Linked DNA regions of Mus musculus: region 2 is linked to region 1. A link is a loop called in an ENCODE intact Hi-C map of the cell type or tissue named here. Cell type or tissue: heart. All regions are shown on one strand. Links, peaks and the distances in the headings refer to the core of each region. The heading gives the core; the rest is flanking DNA. Region 1 has its middle 16 kb from the start of Gm32328. Region 2 overlaps Hoxaas2 (Hoxa cluster antisense RNA 2).

The links. A loop is a pair of places that touch in the nucleus more often than their neighbours do. Peaks named below come from ENCODE experiments on the same cell type or tissue, not always from the same donor. Only the 100,000 strongest peaks of a DNase experiment are listed, where the experiment ranks them.
Region 2: a loop joins it to region 1, with 4 times the contacts of the local background. A loop is called at or near these places in 10 of 42 quality-filtered maps.

The regions. Positions count from the first base shown.
Region 1 is chr6:51,181,029-51,183,838 of GRCm38, forward strand. No RefSeq gene overlaps it. Among named protein-coding and RNA genes, the nearest start is that of Gm32328, 16 kb to the left of the region's middle. In heart, for the core only: no CTCF peak of the experiment used is centred there; no DNase peak of the experiment used is centred there; H3K27me3 peaks cover 1,653 bases.
Region 2 is chr6:52,166,067-52,168,876 of GRCm38, forward strand. Hoxaas2 (Hoxa cluster antisense RNA 2) reads left to right here. Exons shown (of 3, transcript NR_131182.1): 2 at 1,645-1,824; 3 at 2,313-2,810. Among named protein-coding and RNA genes, the nearest start is that of Hoxaas2, 1.8 kb to the left of the region's middle. In heart, for the core only: no CTCF peak of the experiment used is centred there; no DNase peak of the experiment used is centred there; H3K4me3 peaks cover 2,448 bases; H3K27ac peaks cover 2,402 bases; H3K27me3 peaks cover 2,500 bases.

The DNA.
Region 1 (2,810 bases), core at 232-2,731:
TTTGTTTAAAGTCATATTTTATGTTACAATTTAGCACAGGCTGATTTGAGGCTACTCTTCATGTTTAGTTTATCTCCTACAACCTCGGCCAGCAATTCCAGCACTGTTCTTTCAGACATTTTTCTGAACTCTTTCCCTGGGCTTCACATCCTTCAGGAACGCATAGTCACAGCAAACTCGCACATTAAAGACATTAGTCCGTTTTTAAATTGCAAACTTTTTTCCTTTTGCCAATTCCGTTTTTACTAACAACATCTGCTTCCAATCTATTTGTGCTTTTAGGAATACTGGTTTTTATTAACAGCACCTGAGAACACCAGCAAACGACGAAGGATATGTGATTAAGAATATCATCAAACAAGTATTTAACAAAACGCATGATTGGCTGTGTTCAGGCCTCTAAACAGAGCAAATGGGCCCAGTTCACTCTTCATTTTACGTCTCTAGTGCTTTTCACTTCTTTCCACTTCTTGATAGTATGGGTTCCAGCAACAAAGCAATGGTTCTGTTTATCATTAAATCATAAACTTACAGCAATACACTTTTATTTATAATAAAGCGTATAACCAATAAACTCCAGAGCCAAGTCCTTTCATTGTGGTGGCAGATGGCTGTGAAAAGAACTCTGTGCATTTTGGTTTCCTTTAGCTAGTAGTGATGATTAAAGCATCCAAACATAGCTCAAATGAAAACTTGAAACACATCCTAAACATATAAAGTTAGTTGCTGACGGTGAAAAAATAAATACATTTTCATTCCATTTTTCTTGTTTATGAATATGTGAAAAGGGTGATTTCATTCATTTTCTCTTCTGGCTGAATAAGAAAAAGACATGGAGAACTGGCATGCTCTGTAGAAAAGCAGCAGTCCTGGCCAGATAGGAATTAAGCAGGAATGTTACAGTGGCATTTTACAAATCTCTTTGAATAAAAACTGATTGGCCAATTCCATGCTCACAGCTGGAAGGCGCTTGTTCATGTACATTTTAAAGACTTCATTTGCCTTTGTGGACAAACATCAGCCACAAAAAAAAAAAAAAAAAAAAAAAAAGGAAAATTAAGAGCACAGTGGGAGGCGTTGGCTTTGTTTATTTCGAAGTCCTTTTCGTAGTGAGTGCTTTTAAAATTAACAGTAAGAATGTATATGTATACGATCGTATGTTCATGCATTTGCGTATCGTTGCTTTTTTTAAAACGAATGTTTTGTTCCCAGAGTGCCATAAAAGAGTGGAGACACAATCTGTATTAACGTAGACATGAAATAAATGCATAAAATTAAAATGTGCAAGAATACTGGCTTTTGTGTAAAGGTAAAAAATTAATATCTGAAGAAAATAGATAGTAGATAAGTGGTGACTCGCACCTTTAATCCCAGCACTTGGGAGGCAGAGGCAGGCGGATTTCTGAGTTCAAGGCCAGCCTGGTATACAGAGTGAGTTCCAGGACAGCCAGGGCTATACAGAGAAACCCTGTCTCAAAACAAACAAAAAAAAAAAAAAAAAACAAAGTGTATCTCTGAAATGAACACATTTTTGCTTCACTTTTGAGTTTGGATTATATGGGAAATTACCCGAAGCCGGTTGAAAGAACAATCCAAAGCCATCTCCCCCACTCCTGAACAATGTTATTCCCTTGAACTTGACTGTGGGCTAATATAGATTTCAAAATGTATTTTGTTGTATGGCTATTATTTTCAACACCCAAATTATATATATTCATAATATAAAAATGAATAAGGGAAAGCAAAATTCATCCTTAACCAATGAAAGCCACTGCATATATATTTATCTGTGTATATATGTATAGAGATATTTGCTTTACATATCTTAAATTATTTTATATACAAATAATATGTAAATACATTCTTGAAATTTTTCTGAGTATCTTTTTGCATTTCAAAACTGCACTTATATTATTAAACTATGAAGTTGTTTTAAATTAGCCTTGGTAAACTAAGAAATTCCTCCCATGGCCTCTGGGTTCTTCTATGTTTTGGGGATTGGCTGTTCGGTCTCCTCCTAAGAATCTAACTGGATTTATTCAGCAAGCTGTCCTCCAACTTCACGTCTTGACTTTGTAAATAGTGCTGAGTGCAGGGTGCACTACGCCTTCCTTAACTGGTGACTGTAAAATTCATAGGCTGAATTCTTGTAAAAGTCATTGTATATTTTTTAAGCTTTTGTTAAATATTTTTCTTTTTACTTTTTAACCCTTTTCTTTTTCCTCCCCACTCCCGACCCCGTGTGCATGTGGGATCTTTTTGGTTTATTTGTTTTTATTTCTTTCCTCCTTCTCCTCCTCCTCCTCCTCCTCCTCAAATGGCTTAGTTAACCAAAGCAGTAACGAATACATTATGGCTTTTTAAAAATCAAAACACACACACACATACCACACAAAGCCAAGGTTTCCATACACCAGGTTCTTTTCTGGTCAGTTTACCATACATAGTGTTTTGTTTTGTTGTATTTGTTTTGTGTGTGTGTGTGTGTGTGTGTGTGTGTTATCTTTTCCCTGTACAAATTTACAAGTAACACATATGCATACGTTGAAATGTGGAAGTCTTGGATACTAATAAAATCATTCAAGCTGCTCACAGTCTTTATTACGATCCCTCAAATGAGCTAAGGGAAAACAGGGAAGGGGGAGCAGAGGAGACGCTTTGGGGAGGGATGCAGAGAGAGGCGTGGCTGGGTATCCGGAAAGCGACAACCTGTGCTGTATAGTCCCCTCTTTCTTTCTTAGTTCCTGCTTAGAATTTTTCATTGCGAGGAAAACAAAAACCATTATTCAAACATTATAATCTTAATATCG
Region 2 (2,810 bases), core at 236-2,735, 990 kb after region 1:
TTCCCTCCTACTCTTCTTCGAGTCCTTGTCACTCTGGTTGGGGACTGGTTGGTTCAGATGAAGCGAGTATTTCTTGGCAGCCTGAATTGCCTCCCACACCATCCTGCTCTTGGGCACCAGGGAGAATCGCACCCTGGTTATGTTGTGGGAACAGCACTGCAGAGGAGAGGGCATCTCAAGGAGGAGTTATATCCTTCTACTTCTCCTTTCATTCTCTTTCCTCCAGTTCTGAGGCAGGACTTCGGACTGAGTGCTGGACAGGGCTGAAGGATTCAAAAGACAACACCTTTAGATACCAAGCAAGAACTTAAAATAAAAAAATCACCATACCAGAAGAGAGAGAGAGAGAGAGAGAGAGAGAGAGAGAGAGAGAGATCTAATGAAGGTACCTTCTCTCCCTCAAACCCTAAGGATGGATGGAGATTCTGGGGTTGGTTTTTTTTTTTTTTTTCCTTTGAAATGGACCAAGTGATCAGAATGCCCCAGGCCGGCAGGCATCAGTGGCAGGAAAATAAATCATTCTGATGGCCAAGGAGAGAAAGGTTGGTGGGGGAGAAAATACTATGCAGAAAACAAGAAAGGCTGACCAAGGAGCAAGGGCAGAACTCCATCTCTGAGGCTAGCTAGCAGTTAGGGGGTTTGGCTCTAAAGTGGTCTCCAGCCTTGACCAGCTCTGAGCATTACCTTGCAGATAGAGATGCTATTTTGGAAAATGTAAGGGTTTTTCCAGTTTTCTTGCTTTTATTCCAAACAAAGCTCTGAAGGAAGTCTGGGTGTGATCAATCTTGCTCACCAAAAGCCCTGACAGCTTCTGGCCCTTAAGAACACATCTCAGCTTCAAGCTTTTTCCAAGCTCAAATGTGGCCCAGCAAAGAGGAGGGCAGGAAACGCAAGTAAACAGGGAAATTTTGTCTTTTTAAAGATCGGGGTTTGGCCGTAGAGAGGGCTCTAAGGCTGCTTTCAGGGAAGGTGCTTTGCAGATGGAAGGGTGGTGGCTTTGGGCATTTGCTTTTACCAGAAAGCATTGAGAGACAGAGGAAAGTTAGAAAGCAGGGCTGCCCACAGCATTGGGCTTTGTCAGGCTGCGTGGGTGAAAAAGCTTTTTGCCTTCCTCAGCTGCCTTAATTCAAAAGCCATCTGGAAGAAAACCCTTTTCTGAGACTGCTCCAGCATTCAGATCTTTCCCCAATCTATTACTTTAATTCTGGAGATATTTTAATAACTATTTCTTTTTTAATATCCAGGAAGCTGAGCGTGAGGTGAATTTATTTTTTCTTTGAAAGCCAAAATGAATGCCTTGACTGGCAAGAGAAGGAGAGGCTCTGTGGTACAATCTCTGCCCTGAGGCAAGGAGGAAGCCAAAGGGAAGGTTTGTAGGCATAGGTTCAAATGCTGATTATCTCTGGAAGGTTTTCAGGGGGAGACCCCACACACACCTCTTCCCCTTGATGCTGTCCCTTATTTTCTCAGGTAATTTTGTGCATGTTTTTTAAAATGCTTACATAAAAAGACTAGTGTTATCTGCACGGTTTCAATAACCCCAAAGGCTCCAGTTCCTCAAAGACTGGTTTTCCAGCCTTTGCATTTCTGATGTGTGCATCCTAAGGAGATGGGGTGGGGAGAGCAAATCCAACTTCCCTACAGGCCAAAAGAGAGCACGGATCAAGAGCAGGACGAATCAAGAGCAGGAGGGTAGACGACGACGTGGGGAAAGCTCCTTTGGCGTGAGACTCCCAGCGTTCTGCGGCAGCCTGCTTTTGTATCCTCAAGATTTTCCTAAACCGTGAAAAGGGCTCCTAAACGCTGCTCTCTGGGACTCAGCAGGTACCCAGAAATGACGCCAGCTCTTGCTTTTAAGGATTTTCTTAGGGTGCCTGGGGTGTGGGTGGGTAGAGGCCATGATGATGGATATTCGAGATTGCAAACAAAATGGCGACATTTTCCACTTCTGCCTCTGAAAGATACAATCCAGAGAGAATGTGGGTTCAGATGCCCCCAATCTCCACACGCAGGTCGTTCACTTCCACCTCTGAGGGGTTAGTGATGGGATGCAGCTGTGAAGCTTGCTTTTTCTGAATTTGCCTTCATGGATCTGTAATTCTTTACTTTGGAGATGGAAATATTTCCCTTTTCCCGTATCTGCCTTTTACTCTGCCAGCCAGTCAGCGGGCATCCTATCTTAAATCCAAACGTGGAAATGTAATATTAAGCTTGTGTAGCAGCAAATGAAAGAAGTACTTGTACAATTGCATTTTTATTAGAAAGATACCAATCTCCTTTCTCTCTCCTCCTCCCCCTGGGGCCATAAAAAGAGAGGAAATAAATCCACAGAATGGCAGATGCTGAATTCCGGGAGGAATTTGATGCTGAGATTCATGGAAGGGATTCCTTCCAATACAAGGAAGACCTGGAGGACTATGAAGCTCAGTCCTTTTTCTGGAGACCTAAGGGAGAGTAGGTCCCTTTTGAGGTGAATTTAGAAGAGTCCCGTCCCCCCCATCTTCTTTAGGCGTGATAATGAACCGCGAAGCATCCTCAGTGGAGACCTGGAATTCGATAGCTTGTGGGAAGAGCTTAAGACCTTGTGCGGTTCCAAGGTTGAGGCCTTGGCCGATGGGCTTTCGGTGCGGGGGAATGGAGAGGAGCCCCGGGTTCTTGGTGTCGGCGTCCCGCACCTGTGCGCCCCCCGCTGAGCCCGAGGCCGGCCGCCTTTGTTTCTGCCAGGCCGCTCTGCACTTAGCAGCCTGGCGCCCTGCTTGGGCGGCAGCTGGGAACCAGGCAGCTCAGCGGGCCGGGAGCCTGGCATTTCC